Regions from separate parts of the Homo sapiens genome. Here region 1 is linked to region 2. The links are chromatin loops, found by intact Hi-C in ENCODE. Cell type or tissue: PC-3. All regions are shown on one strand.

Evidence for each region. Hi-C counts contacts between places; a loop is a spot of excess contacts. Peaks named below come from ENCODE experiments on the same cell type or tissue, not always from the same donor. Only the 100,000 strongest peaks of a DNase experiment are listed, where the experiment ranks them.
Region 1: a loop joins it to region 2, with 5 times the contacts of the local background. A loop is called at or near these places in 2 of 110 quality-filtered maps.

Annotation. Positions count from the first base shown.
Region 1 is chr3:102,522,604-102,530,603 of GRCh38, forward strand. No RefSeq gene overlaps it. Among named protein-coding and RNA genes, the nearest start is that of ZPLD1, 92 kb to the left of the region's middle. In PC-3, a CTCF peak has its summit at 7,065 (motif pointing left); a DNase peak (open chromatin) is centred at 7,038; H3K4me3 peaks cover 186 bases; H3K27ac peaks cover 2,072 bases.
Region 2 is chr3:102,397,972-102,405,971 of GRCh38, forward strand. It overlaps a transcript of ZPLD1 not described here. Among named protein-coding and RNA genes, the nearest start is that of ZPLD1, 33 kb to the right of the region's middle. In PC-3, no CTCF peak of the experiment used is centred here; DNase peaks (open chromatin) are centred at 2,380 and 3,010; H3K4me3 peaks cover 424 bases; H3K27ac peaks cover 2,359 bases.

The DNA.
Region 1 (8,000 bases), 120 kb after region 2:
GGCATTGGAACTACAACTTTTTTTCTTTTTTTTTGTTCTTATAAATGACCACTGGATGGGCTTCCACCCCTATTAGGAGTTAGAAGTAACAAATGAACCAGTCATTAAATGGTTCAATGAGCCATTTGGCTCTGAGCTCAAATGGCTTGACTATGATTTTTGCAGAAAAGAGTGAGTGAAAACCAGGTTCAGAACAATAGTTGAAACTTCAGAGGATAATGTCATGGCAAGGCTGGAAGGGAGCCTGAAATAGAGGAAAAGTCTCCGAGAGTTTAAACCACATTAGTTCCGAATCATATTATTGGTGCTATTCAGAAAAAGGCCTCTCTCGTCTTCATACTTTTCTATCACAAATTCATTATGGGACAGTCTTGCTTGTAAGACATAATTATGCCTTTTTCTTCTTTTGTTTTCCTTCCTTTCTGCATTCTAATGATCAAGGCATGGCCACTCTTCTTTGACTATGTTTATGTTATTTGTATGAGAGTTACCTTCGGGCATCCGGCCACACTTCAATTCTCTGTATAGCACAAGGCCACATAGAGGCATTTTCCCTGGGCACTGTTATCCTCTCCTCAAGGGGGTCTTGATTGCACCTCAGTTGACCAGCTTGTCTCTCCCAGAAGCATGTGTTATTTAGAATCATTCAATAGCATTTTTGATATTCTCCTGTGAGCCTGGCTCTATGCTATGACATGGGGTTATCTCAGTGGAGAATAAGCCAGGGCTTTTCACCCCTTTTCTTACCACTTAGACATAGCTGGTCTGCTCCCTCACCAAGTAAAACCAATCTGCCTAAGGTATGCAAAAAGGACTTTTTTTTTTTTTTGAGACGGAGTCTCGCTCTGTCGCCCAGGCTGGAGTGCAGTGGCGCGATCTCGGCTCACTGCAAGCTCCGCCTCCCGGGTTCACGCCATACTCCTGCCTCAGCCTCCAGAGTAGCTGGGACTACAGGCGCCCGCCACCACGCCCGACTAATTTTTTCTATTTTTTTGGTAGAGACGGGGTTTCACCGTGTTAGTCAGGATGGTCTCGATCTCCTGACCTCGTGATCCGCCCGCCTCGGCCTCCCAAAGTCCTGGGATTACAGGCATGAGCCACCGAGCCCGGCCAAAAAGGACTATTCTTTTCTTAATTCTGTCTGTACGCTTCTACAAGTTCTCATTTCCCTGACTTTCTAAAGCCCTGGTTCTTTACTTGGCTTTCAATATCTGTGACTGGCACCCTACTTTGCCAAAATTTGCCAACATCCTCTTTTTCTCTATCAACCTTGCTCTGCACGCTACCTTGATTGTGGTATTACTGGCAGTTTCTGGTTAAAATTATCCTCAAGAGTCTTCTCTGTAGGGGAGAGAAAATGAAGAGTGACTATGTGTAGCTCAGGAGAAAGAAGGAACCAATATTTGCAATCATTTTGTGTCAAACACAGTAATAGTTACCTCCACTCATTTCATTTCAGTTTGTAGCAGAAGTATACAAAATATACACTGTCAAGTGAAAGATGCTTTAATAAAAAGCATAAAGAGGTAACATAACAGAGAGTGGTTTACACTGTCTGGACAACAAGGTAGGATAGCTAGATATTCTGTATCCATGTGGTGAGTGTTAACCTTGTGACACATGAACATGTAGGTATAGGGTGCCCACTTGTCTTCTAATACCTCCAGTCCACCCTACACATGGAAGCCAGAGAGTATCAACCCTCAGTGACTTCCCACTAGACTTAGTCTCTCACATTTTTCTAATGGTGGACAGGGATATAGATTTGGCGTATCCTTCCAAAATTATTTCTGGCCACCTTTCATCCACTTACTTTACTCCAACCATATTGGCCTTCTGGATTCTCAAAACTACCAGGTGTTTTTCAGCCTGCAAGTCTTTACATATGCCTCTGTTCAGGGTGTCCTCCCCTCACCCTTCCTCAAAGAATAGATGCACTTGTGAAATAGTGCTTATGCATCAGACTCATGATCAGATTAGAGGCATTTTAAACAAGTTCTGTTCATCAAGTATAAGAAAATCTTACCTAACAACCTGGCTTAGTAAGCAGTTTCATTTCCTAGATGCTTATTTGTGAAATTGAGACCTTCTGTGTTTCTCAGAAACATTGGCAAGTGAAAAGGTTGAGTTTGCCTAGGGAGTAGGTTTGCTTATTGTTGTGGTATCCATGTTGGTCTTTAGCTCATCTTTGACTTATTGCACATGAAAAGGTTTCCTTGCTTACATTATAAACATTGGCTATGTAACTGGTTATGGACTTTGAGTTTCTGATCTCTGGCTACTATTGCCATATTTTGTGTAATTGCTAGCTGTTATCAAATAAACAAACAATAAGTTAATCACATTTACTGTTAATATAGGGCTACCACCTGTCTGCTTCCCCCTGGAGAATCTGAATTTTAGAGATCATTTTACTGCTGGAAAATTTTAAGCTCTCCAGGAGGACTTGCTTTAATTATAGCTGTTTCTCATTTTGTGTACTTTTTTCTCCATTCCAGTTTGAATAAGGGAGTGGCTATTATTTGCTAAATGCACATCTTGGGATGGAGGTTGGAAAAGTAAGAAGATAATTAACATAGCAAAAAGCAGTCTTCTCTGTCTCCCACCCTCTCCCCCATGATTTTGGTAGAATGGGAAGCTATCCATCAGACAAATCTGATGGGACAAAGTGAGTGGACACTTGATGACTCCTGTGGGAATTTGGGATTTGTCGAGACTGCTCTTCATGGCTTAAGGATGGGTGAAAGCATGTGGGCTGAACTGGATGATCAAACAGAAATGGAAAATCCTGTGGGGCAGGCTAGGTGGAGATCTTAAGCTGAGCCACAGTCAAAGCATCATAGAATCTCCAGCCTTTCAGTACAAACTCTCACCCCTCCATCCCTCTCATTAGTCCTAAAAAATATTAAAAGCAACCATAAACTCATAAAGGAATAAGAAGACTTTTAAGAATGTAGGGCTTTGTATGTGTGTGTATATTGGAAGAGAGGGTGTTATTCTTTTGCAAGACATCATAAAACAAAACTCTGTTATTGAAATAGCATACAATGACAAATTCTAATAAAATCAGGAAAGGTTATTATCTCATAATCAGGAAGTGAATATTTAGGTTCATTATGCAGCATTTTGAGAAAGGTTGCATTGTATTTGAAAGAGTCTGAGAACATCAGTCTTCACTGGGTGATACTTGAAAAGGAAAGTGGACTATTGGGAAATGCAAATGTTGTGGCATCTATTATGAAACAGACCAAGAAACCCACTGAAGGAGCACAAAAAAATCACTCTCATTAGGCCCAAAGTGAGCTTTAGTAGGAAGTAAATTACCAAAAGTGTTGTTGTCCAGTAAGACTATATCTGAGGAAAATAAAGTTATCTTACCCAAATTCATTTCTCATAATGTCCACCTCTGCCTTCATAATTCTTATTTTCTGATAAATCTCTTCTATATGGGTGCATCCAGTATTAAAAGAAAACCATTCAGAATCGACTTGCACAAATGTGCAGTTACTTAATAGAGACCAGCAGTACTGACCCATCGGATAGCTTGGAAGCATACAAATATAACGAGTAAGTAGGAGAGCTACTGTGTTTTGAATGGGTGCATTTGCTAGAAATCAACAGTCTGCATTTTCTATTTCCAGCTGAAACTATGGATGGCAAATCAAGATCGAGGCAGAAAATAGCTGAGAAAGGAATTACTATGAATATTTGATAAATAAAAATCAGATGAGCCCTTTGTTTTTTGGATGACTGCATCACAATAAAATGAACTATTGCCTATGTCATTGTTTACTATCCTGTGTGATACTAAAAATTACCAGGAAAGCGTGTTAAAAATACATACTCTTGGAATGAAACCAACTTTTGGATCAAATTTTCCATGAAAAATATTGAGTGTATAATCTTCATAGGAGCCACCATGTTGACTACATGAGAGATGAACATGTAGCTTAAAGAAAAAACATGGATGATTTGTATGGTTACAAAACAGGGTAGGAGGAACACTTCAATGTATATTTAGCAGAAAATGCCTATTATCATAAATTGAGTTTGAATTTTACCTCAACCATTTGCTACCTGGATTGACTTCTACTACTTACTTTACTCTTCACTAAAACACATTCATTTTTTATATAATTTTCCAAATAATGTTAATATTCACCAAATGTTATGTAGCTTCACACACATGTTAAATCTCATGCTCCTCTATCTGAATTCAACTTTTTTAAAAAGAGTTTTCTTGGTTACTCCAGCTTTGTACTATGAAATCACGGTTTTCAGAATCATACAAATATAAGATTATATGGGAATCTTAGAAATTATGAAGGCTAGTAGTTCTGAAATGTGGCTTGTTAAAAATCACAAATGCCAAACTTACTGTATTATACTCTGGGGATGAATCGATGCCATGTGTTTTTTTTTTTTTTTTTACAACTTCTCAAGGTGATTTTGATGCAAACAATGAAAATCATTGTTTATTCTACAGAAAGATACCTTTGTTCTAGAGAAATTCAGCAACTTAGCCAAGTTCACAGAGATGATTCGGACAAATGAGAACTAAAATAGAGAACTTCAGACTCTCATATCAATGAGCTTTCTTTCTGAAACATCAAGAAAGATAAGTTAAAATACAATTTTTCTTCATTGTGAATGTACTAAATGCCATTGAATTTAATACTTTAAAGTGGTGAGTTTACATTAGGCAAATTTTACCCAATTAAAAACTAATTTAAAAACATATAAAAACACCACTTTTATTTTACTATTATGTAGGCAAGTTAATTTTCTAAATAACACGTAGAATGGCAACCACATGTTATATCTGGCTAGTGCAACAGCCAACAGAGAAATCATTGATATAGATCATTCAAGCTACTAAATCAGCTCTCTGGTCTGTAAAATTAGGGAATGAGAATAATAATGCTTTGTTGTTGAATAAATGTGAATCTATGAAAGAGGATATATGTAGTCTGCCTGGTACACTGTGGTTGGTCACTGCTAGTTTGACTTGAGGATGAATACAGCTTATCATATGCTTTTTTCTCCTCTCACCTTGCTCACCACAGTGTCTTCCAGTAGTAGGTGGCAAGTAACTTATTTATCAACTTGTCTATTGACTAATAAGACCACGTAGATATCACCCTCTTATCAGGTGAAAAGAAATTTCCTTGAAATCTCACTTTATGAGATAGCTAAGTAAATTCCACTCACTCCATATGTGAATGTTCTGCTTTCCTGAATCTGATTAGGTTACAAGTTGTAAGGGCAGGACTCATTTTTTGGGTAATTATAGCTTTAAACGCACTCAGATGGCTATTACACACTAGCCATATCCAATAGATATAATAAATAATTAATTGAACAAATAAATAAATAAATAAATAAATAAATAAAAATTACAGCCCATAAAAGCTCCTCATTAACTTTCCCAGTACTAACCTACCTCTTGCAATTAATTTTACATTTTCTTGTTTCTCCTTTATTAAGTAAGCTGAAATGAAATAGAAATGATATAATTGTTTTTCTTTCTCATTTGGAGAAATACTCATGCAGTCTCAGTCCTCAGAGCATACAGAAAATGAGACTAGATGAGCTCCATTTGATACAGAAATAACAGAATTCTGAACAATAATGGAATCACATTTATTCCAGTGAATATATGTATACCCATTCCAATGCAGAAAATATTATAATTCTCATAAATTTAAAAAAATAAAAGATATTTATTTTGTCATTACAGAAGTATTCCAGAGGAAAAATTAGGATTTACTCCTCTTTTGTAATCACTATTATGTGAGGCTTCCTCAACAGTAAGCCCACCTCCTTTTAGTGAGGAAAAGTGCATATGAGCATCCCTGCTGTAGGTTCTTATCTTGAAGATAACTTTTCTCTTCCATACCCAAATTGCTAGTGTTATACAGTCCGAGGATGAGGTATGGGAACCCAAACATGAAGTTGTCAGTGTGTCTTACAGGAAAAGTACTAAGTGAATGATTCTGTCTATTCTGTGGAGGCCAAGTGATGTAATCTTTAGAAAAAATAGACATGATGTGATATTATTTGGGGGATTTTGTAAACCTTAAGGATATATGGTAGCGATAGTGGACAATGTTTCTCAGAGACATCTTTCCTCAGTACTAGTTTTGAGAGCTCTCCTACAGAAAGATGTGGGTCCACAGGCCAAGGATACACTCTACCCCAGTCCTAACTCTATTGTCAGATCATGAATTATCCATGCAGGAATATGTCTTTCAAGTACATTGTTTTGGATTCCTGAGAGCTTTAAATACAATTCAATCATTATTATTTTTCTAATCCAAAAATCAGTAGAGTGAATAATGGCCCACAAAATTCATCTAAAGGGATCTTGACTTGATTAAAATGACTCACTCAGGTTCATATAAATGTCTTGCACATAATTTCATTTTGAATTGGCAATGTGGCAATGTAGCACAAAGAGAACTGGACTAGAGGTTAGGAGAGCTGATTAAGGCTGGAATCTTCTTCAGTGAGGTGTGTGAACATAGCAAAATTAATACTTTCTGAACCCCAGCTTTCCTTATATTTATAGTGAAAGAATTATAAAAGACAAGGTCCATTATACCTCCAAGGTTCAGTCTAGCTCTTAAATTTATACTTTATATGACATTTCTGGGCTCTCTCAGAAAAGAGATTTTGTCTCACTATCCTTGGGATGAAAATAGGATACTTTCTTTTCTTTCATCTCTCCATTTGTCAGAGACAAAAAAAATCATCTCTCTCTTCTTAATGTTCTGTCTTAGTCTAGGCCACACTGTGGACAGAACAACATTGTCAGTTAGGGAACCGTGATTGGCTACACTCACCCTCTCTCTAAGCTGGTTTGCTAAAGGGAAGGCTTTGTCTCAAAATGGATGGCTATCAGTATGGTAGGTTTATCCAAAAAAAAAAAAAAAACCTCAGCAAGTTTATGTAAACACTGTGGTACTCAATGAAGGAAGTGCTGAGAGGGTAACAACATCTGACGAATGGGTAAATTTTCTGGAATCTCGCAAGGCTTTGAACATAGCTCTCCCTGGTGGAGACTGCCTGAGCCGACCTGATGTTGTTTTTCCTCATGGTTGGCAGTTATAGAGTGCAGTGGAACAATCAGTTCCTTGGTTATCCTCCAAGGTGAGCAAGGTCAGTTTTAAACAGCTTTGCTGTCAGGGAGCCTCATATTTTACTCTAGTCTCCTAACCTCACAAATCTTGAGGCTGGCACTGAAGTCAATGAGCCCTCTGCAGCCTGATTCCCCACAGCGACTTCTCTCTTCTTACAAACAATGCCTCATCTTGGTTCTGCACACCTGCACAGGTTTTTAGGGAGCAGGACTGCAATTAGTCAATGCAGCCATAATTCAACCGTTATAAAGTATTTGCTTTCACCAGGGTCCTTTTTGTACAGTCTCATATTAAGCATCCACCACAGGAAAATTGCCCTTGAATGTTTGGTCCTTCATCAGCATTAAACTACAGAGCTGACTTTGAATTTTGTCAAACGATTGTCATAGGACAGGGTGAGATTACATAGTCTTTTGCTTATTAGCATTTCATTTAGAACATTACCATATCAAATTGGCTTAATTCTCTTCAGGGTATAAATATTTAAATTTTACAAATTCCAATTATGTTCCTTGCCCCCATTTTGTTCTTCCCACAAGAAAAAAATAAATAAATAAACATGATTCAGAGTGTCTGTTAATCTCACTTAAGGCAAGGAGGAGCCTGAAGATGAACCGTTCATGAAATGACAGATGTCCTAAGAAAGAAAACATCTCCAAAATAAGACCATTTTACTCCCATTTCTTTCAGTGACATGGATGTTTCCAACTAAAATTATATTCAGCATTTTATTTCAATTAAGTAAGCTAGTGATATTGTTTGCAAATAGGTCCTGGTTAATATGGAGTTAAGTTCCTTGAAAATACAGCAGAACCCTTTTTGGGTGTGCCCTGATGATCCTCATCTGCTCCCTACGTG
Region 2 (8,000 bases):
TTTTCTGCACAGTTGAGTTAATGGAGACAGATCACTTTAACACTTAAGATAAATGTGTGTGTGAATGCACACCCACATAATATACACTCATATATACATATAGATTCAGCAGTAGCAAAGAGGAGGTTTGATGCCATTTAAATAAAAGCTTTGATTTTAGAAAAAATTGAAAATTAATAGAGACAATTCTCAAGGAAGGGGATTTTTTTTGAACTTAGGGAAAACCACTATTTCCTATATACTCTTGACCTTTGGTATATTATTTATCTAGTGGGTTGCAGCTAGCTTTAATATTTGAAGAAGGTCATATGAATAGCCAAATTCACATACCATATTTGAATAATGTAGGCAGCAGAGGTCTAGGGAATTAGCGTACTTAGATCAGGAAGTGTGAGTTCCAGCCCAGTCTCATTTCTACCCCTGATTTGTTGTTTGACCTAAGGTGAGTCATTCTCTTCTTTGTCTGTCAAGGGTGATAATGAGATCTCTTCCTTCTCTTTCTAATATAGATGTTGTGAAGAATGCAATAATCTCCTAACTGGCCTTTCCCCTTTATATACTACCTCCAGAGACATCTTCCTAAAACACTGTTTTGCACTGTAGCCCTCTGTGCAAAAATCCCTAGATCTTTTCTGTGGCATAATATCCAGGGTTCTTCCCATTTTTAATCCCAAGCAATTACTGACCATCTTCAATGTGGCCTGTGCTGTGCATTTTTAATATTAACTCTTAATCTTCACACCACCATGAGCATATTTAGTAAAGATCATGCCTTTTAAATGTAAAGAAAATAAAATCTTTAAAAACACAAGTTTGAAGGCATGTCTATTGGATTCTTGGCTCATGCTCTTCCCACATGCATATTTATACTGCTGCTACTTAGCTTGTGCTTTTATGCGTGCGCACGCACACACACACACACACACACACATATGCACGCACACACTTTTATTTATAACTTTATATTCATGCCCCACTTGTTTTCCAAAAGGATACAAGATGGAACAATAAAATTCACATGTATAACAACGCTAGTACATTAGTAATGAAGCAAAACAAGAACTATGAAAAGGAAGAGGAAGCAAGCATTTTATCTCCAGAATCTTTCCCCACACCATTTACTCCACCACATTTGCCCTGTGATCACACTGTTTCTTGCGTGGACTGCTGCAATGGCCACCTATCTTGTATCCCCACCCTGCTGTTACACCTGTATACTTCATGTTCATACAGAGGGTAGAGTGACTATTTTAAAAGATAAACCATGTATCTGCTTAAAATACTGTGCTGGCTCCATTATTTTTAGGTTACAATGTCATTCTTTGCCACAATCTTCAGGGCTATATGTAATCTTCTCCATGCCCAGATATCAGTCTTCATCGCCTCTCATTCCTTATCCACCTCACTTCAGTCATGGGTGGCCTTCATTATGATCCTTCAGGACATCTTGTCTACAGAGTTTTGCTTTTGTTGTCACCTAAGGCTTTTATGTTCTAATCCAAGATCATCGTATGTATGATTCCTTCTCATCATGTAGATATCGGCTCCTAGTTTGCTAGTTCTCGGTCAGTATATGGACAGATAAATTATTCTTTTTTAAATGTCTGCATGGTAAATACATATTTTCAGAGGATGGGTTAACTGCATTAAGGTGTATCTATTTGCCCAGTCTTTCTCAACTACAAAGAAAAAAATAAAAAATACCGAAACGATCATGTATACACATTAATATACTCGAGGGAAATTGTTTTTAGGAACCATTTTTTGAATTAGAATTACTGGATCAAAGACTATGGGATTATTATTTTTGATAGATTTTTCCAAGTCAGAGAGTTTGTTTGTTTGTTTGTTTATTTATTTATTTTGTGATAGAGTCTCTGTCTGTCGCCCAGGCTGGAATGCAGTGGTGTGATCTCGGTTCACTGCAACCTTTACATCCCAGGTTCAAGCAATTCTCGTGCCTCAGTATCCTGAGTAGCTGGGATTACAGGTGTGCACCACCATGCCCTGCTAATTTTTGTATTTTTAGTAGAGATGGGGTTTTGCCATGTTGGACAGACTGGTCTTGAACTCCTGGGCTCAAGTGATTCACCCACCTCAGCCTTCCAAAATGCTGGGATTACAGGAGTGAGCCACCACGCCTGGCCAGAGAGTTTAATTTTAAAGCATAACTCAGTAAAGAAAGTTTTTAGTCCTTTTAGTCCAAGCTAAGGTAGTCATGATGTGTAGCTTTATGAAGCTCTAACCTGATGCAAGCATAGAGCTTAGAAATCCTTGAGGAGTAAATGTCTTGAATGATTTTCCTTGATGTGCACTTTTCTCAGCAGGGTTTTATGTAGGAAATTTTATGTTGAACACAGTCTCTCACATTTCCTGTCGCTAACTAAAGGATGAGTCGTAGGCTTAGAGGTACTGGAATAAAAACAAGAGTTGACCTCCTGCTACGCACATTGGAAAGTCTGAGCTGTGTTTTTCCCTGGCTGGAGGGTCCCAGGCTTCTCTATGGGGATAAGCCGGGGGTCCCTTTGCCGAATACCCACCCTCTGCCTTCTCCATGCTCAGAAGGGCTAGCACCATGGTTGTCTCTTTCAGAAGTTTCCCCTGACTATATCTCTCCCTTTTCTTTACTCTTTCCACACTTACTGACTGCACTATTTACTTGGTCCTTGAAATATACTGTACTTTATCATTTATTATTTATTTAATTTATGTGTCTTGTTTCCCTCATTGGGATAGTGTGATGCTCAAGGGTAGAGATATTGTCCCACACTTCTTCCTATTTCCACACCTGATGCAGCAACCCATACACTAATAAAAAAAATACAAAGAGGAAGAATGGTCATCCTGCTGACTTTCCATTACTGCCCGTAGCAATGGACCTCTCACCACTCTTCAAACTAGTCTCCCTTTGGCCTATGATATTCAGCATGAGGCTACTAACCCAGACCAGGAGCTGACCACAGGTGTGGAATATTTTCATTCCACATGAATTTCAAACCAATATGAGTCATTTCCTCTGCTTTCTTAGCATTTTCTAACCCATTGCACCCATGACTAAACATTTTTAGGACAAAATTTCCATCACAACTCATTGTTAAGCTGACTCTAAGAAGAAAACAAGGTGTAGCCCTGAAGGAAAAAAGCATCAAAAACTTGCCAGTGAGAGAAAATTAGGATTATATCGTTAGTCATATGAATGACATGTCAGCTACAATATTCCTGCTCTATAATGAGCTATGCAGAGAGATCTCTTTCTCTCTCATATAGACACACATATATATGTATGTGTGTGTTTATGTGCATTGTGTGCATCTCAAAAGACTGCTAAAATGCAATTTCTAGATGCAGTCCTTACTGATATTTTCGTCCTCTGGCAATGTAACATTTGACAGGACTGCACAATTTTGTGCTTTTGCTGCTGCAAAGCTTAGTGTTTCAAAGGCTGTGTATGAAGTGCATACAATGTGAAGCTTTTGTTCTCATCTCCTCTGAATTTCTCACAGATTATGGGCACTCAGTCCATTGGATTGGTGCTTTGTCTTCACACGATACCTTAGAAGTTTGCATATACTTCTTTTGGCTTGCTTCTAGAAAGAAGAGCATTCACTGTCTAATGTTCTTTGAAATGAAGGATTGGGCACTTAGGCACTGCAATATGGCAGGAGCAAAACCAGCTGATTTTGTCTAAATTTTAATTTACTAGTTTTGGCTTTTGATGTTGATAATGATTGACTTGCTACTCTTTGTTACAAAAAGAAAACCATTGTGTAGAATGCTTAGTGCAGATTTAGTATAGCCCCTTTGTTGAAGAGTGGTTAGGATTATTTAAATTCTTAAGCTGTTGCTACTTAGTATTTGGCACAAAAACTGTAGCAAAGAAGAGAGAAAAAGTAACTATTCAGCTAATTTAGACTCCACAAAGCTTTTTGTCTCATTTTAGGTTTCAATGGTTAGATCTTTTAAAACCAGTTTTCACCAAAGTTAAACTTAGCAAACTAAGGCTATCCTCATAATAAATGCGTTGTAAGTAAAGGCATTTTTTTCCCCTAGAGATTTGACTGCTTCTCTTAGCAGTTATTAGACCAATAGTCCTTTCTATAATTAAAAAATGCTATATGTATTTTTAAAAATGCCTCAGTAAAATGAGGCATTTCTTAGCCCACAAGAAGTCCATAAATGCTTCCCAGTGACACTAAATATGAAATCTTTGAAATGCTCTTTTTTAGTTTAAGTATTTTACTGCTCTTTTTTTACTTCTGTCTTCAAAGTCAATTAGAAAAAATTTTAAATCACTTAAATATCTCTCTTCTACCATTCACTCATTCACTAAACATTTATTGGGCACTAACCATTTCTTACATAATAATTTCAAGATATCTGTGCTTGTAAAGCAGTTTTACCTTCACTTTTAATTGTACCAAAGCTTGAACATCAACTAAACTTTTTTATAAAGACTTCAGTATTGATATATCAGTAATTTAAGTAGGATGCTGTGTAATAGTACAGAGTATTTTTAATCTGAGGATCTCAGAAATACAGTAGTAGAATTAATAAAGGCTAAGTCGGTAGTGAGAGGACATTGGTAAGTCCAAGTAGCTCAGTCTATTTAAGGTAGTGGAAAGAAATGGCGACAACATTGCAGGCCTAAAAATCCTAACTGTGTAGAGTTGCTTGGGTATCCCTGACTTTCCAAGGCAATAGAACAATATTTGATGACAATGAGAATGCTTTTTAAATGTCCCATCTTTATTCAAGCAAAAACCCAGAGGTTAGAAAATGTCAAGCTGTTTCCTTCAGGTAGGGCTGTGTGAAGGTGATGTCTTCAGTCTGCATTGTTAAATGTCAAAGATATTAGTGGATTTTAATCATGGTCCTTATATCGATAAAAGCTGTGACTGTGGGATAATGAAACTAAAACTATTAGTGTTTTTAAAACCTTTTCTTATGGGAAATCTCAAACCTATTCAAAGTAAACAAAATAGCATAATGTACCCCTATGCACCCATCATCCTGCTTCAAAATGTATCAATATTCAGCCATTCTTGTTTTATATTTGCTTCTGCCCACTTCCCACCCCTACTTTATTATTATTATTTACAGTTCTATTTTGTGAGATATAATTTACAGATATTAAAGTGCACAAATAGCAGCTTTACAATTTTCACAAATACGTTCATTCTGTAACCCTGCCTATACCATAATGTGCAATGGGATTTATATTTACTATTGTGGATGCGATATATTCTGTATGTATTCATATGAGAGAGAGAGAAAAAAAAATTCTCCATCCATCTACTCCCTGATTCTTAGGCATGGTGGTTAGGTTTTATACATGGGCTCAAAAGACAACAGATAGATGAGCTTTTGTTTCCAAGTTACTAGGAAAAAATTTAATATTCATCCGAATTATAGACTCTCTGACATATCCTCTTCTTGTACCTCTTCAACATATATGTAACTATCATGAATTGGTGGAGAAAGAATCAGTGGAAGAATCTTCAGTCCCATGTTAATCCTCAGAGGCTTTTCTTTGTTAGAAAACTGGCTGGAGTTAAATTCACATAACATTATCTGAGGCTTTTACCTAAGTGAGAAAATATTAATTTTTCCTTTTGATCTCAGTAACCCATTTTTGGGCTTTAATTCAATAGCTTAATCATACCCTTAGATTCCTATAACTTCTTCACAAATCAGGAAATTAATAAACTTCTAGTTTATCCTGATGTGTCTTAACTGTGGAAGTTGAAGTCACATAGGTATGGTTGAGTGGTAGGTGGGCCATAAAGGAATCTCTGGGGCATATTGGAGGATGTGAGTAACAGGCGGTGTGAATTGAGAAGGTTCTACTCTACTTAGATTTCCTCTTCCTAACTTTGTCAAGCCCAACCAGTTGATGATACAGATCACTACAGATGAACAAGACCTTAATTCCATGTATCAGAGATATTCACAGTATTTCTTTCCTCTGTTGGCATGGAAAATTGCAAAGTAGTACCTAGACATTTAAAAAATGAAGTCAGAATTCTTCACTAGTTGCCCAGATGGTATTACTTATTCATAGTGAGTGGTATTATGTGAGGCTGATCATTATAATTCTGCAGAAAACTGCCTATATTCCCGTGTCACTCTTGAATAATCAAAATCCAGAGCTTCAATAAGAGTGCTCCTTATTTACAAGGTTAATTCCTCCAATAATGATGTCTACAATCTCACCCACATTTCAGAGCCGAGAATTTATTGCATGCAGCATAAACTCATTGGATATGCGTGTAAATAACCTTATTAAGAATGCAATAAGAGGATATACATTACTGTTCTTTTGGATCAGAAGGGTAAACACAACAAGAAAATGAGGTATTTACCACTAAGTTGTCCCGCTGATTTATTTTTCTGTGCCTTTTTTCATTTTGAGCCTTTAAAATGTAGGCTGCCTGGATACTCTGCCTTCACCTAAACATTCATTTCAAAATTCTAAATTTTAGAGGATGTGTGAATTGTCCCAGAGGACACAACCAGTGCCTATATGTTAACCTAAGTTCGAATTGAGATGAATGTTTCGGGTGAGAGTCAGTGAATAGCAAATCTCCTTTTGCTTTTGTGCTCCAGGTGTTTCTATTAGGATTCGATGTAACATATGATGGTGAATTTTTCCCTTCCAGTATAAACAAAACTCAATTGATCTAGTTCTAAGCAGCACAACTGTAAGTAGAGGCCAGAGCCAATGCAGAGCAAGATGTATTAACTCTTCGGCTATCTCTTGTGTATGGTCTGTATTTCCAGTTCAACTCTAAGTGCTTGGACACTAGAAAGTTGTTCTCTACTTATTTTCTTCCTAGAGACAGCACTCAGGATCAAAATGTGCAGATGAGAATAACTCCATCAGCCAAGTGGTTTACTGGGACACAAGGTTACGTATTATATAACAGAAAAGCCATATCAAAGCTGTAATATTCTCAGAGACATTCCCCACAGAGTTACTCAGCATAGTACTATACACTTTTCCAGTCCTTGAAACAACAACATATTTTTAGGAAGATATTAGTATCTTTGAGCTTGTAACAGCTGCTGTGATATTCCTTTAACTGAAAATTATGATTAATAGATGACTATTTGCTATATTACAAGTATTGTAAAGTGGAGTAGAGTCATGAGAAAAGCGTTTGTTTTATGATAATCCCAAAGCAAGAGTCATAATAAGTGCACTTAATAATCCATACATTTCTCCAAATAAGTAGATTGTTGAGAGTTACACATTTGGTTCATTCTCTGATTTGCAGGGAAAAGATGAAGTTCCTTACCTTTTCTTTACCCAACACCCACAAGATTCCATTTTGAGTTACCTTGCCCTATTTATACTTACCTAAGAATCTAAAGAGAAGGGTGATTTCTCAATTTTTATTGTTCCAAATCTATGCCTCATAAAAGTAGAATGTTTTAGTTGCTTAAATATTTCATTTAAATCAGATAGACATGTTGACTATCAATAGCAGAAAGGAAAGCAAGATAACTAACAGAAGGCTTGAGGTCATGTGGTATAAGGAACAAGAACCTAAAATTTGGGAGGAACAGGTCCACCTCTTCCAGGTGGCTTTGAATTCAAATGCATGAATGTAAAGTGTGTTAAATGAGACCATCAAAGTGGTAACTGCTTACTCATTGTGGTGCCAAATTATCTTCTAAACTTATACTAGCATGTTCCATCAGTGTCAGCTATAACCAGATAGACCAGTTGTTTCTAATTCTGATTTTTTTAAATGTCTGAATCATTGGTAAAAGAAAATTTATTCTTCTTTGTCCTGTTCAATTTCTTTAAAAGAGGCCTGGATTGGGGGTGAGATGGTTTTGGCTCCATTTCTTGCCCTTGGGCTAACCAGCCGGTGACCTTGGATCTTTCGCCCGTTTGGGCCTTGGTTTTCTCTTTGTTAAGTGAAAGAGTTGGGCTGTATGCTTCCCGAGATTCCTCCCAGCTCTAAAATTCTCTATTCTACATCACTTAAAAG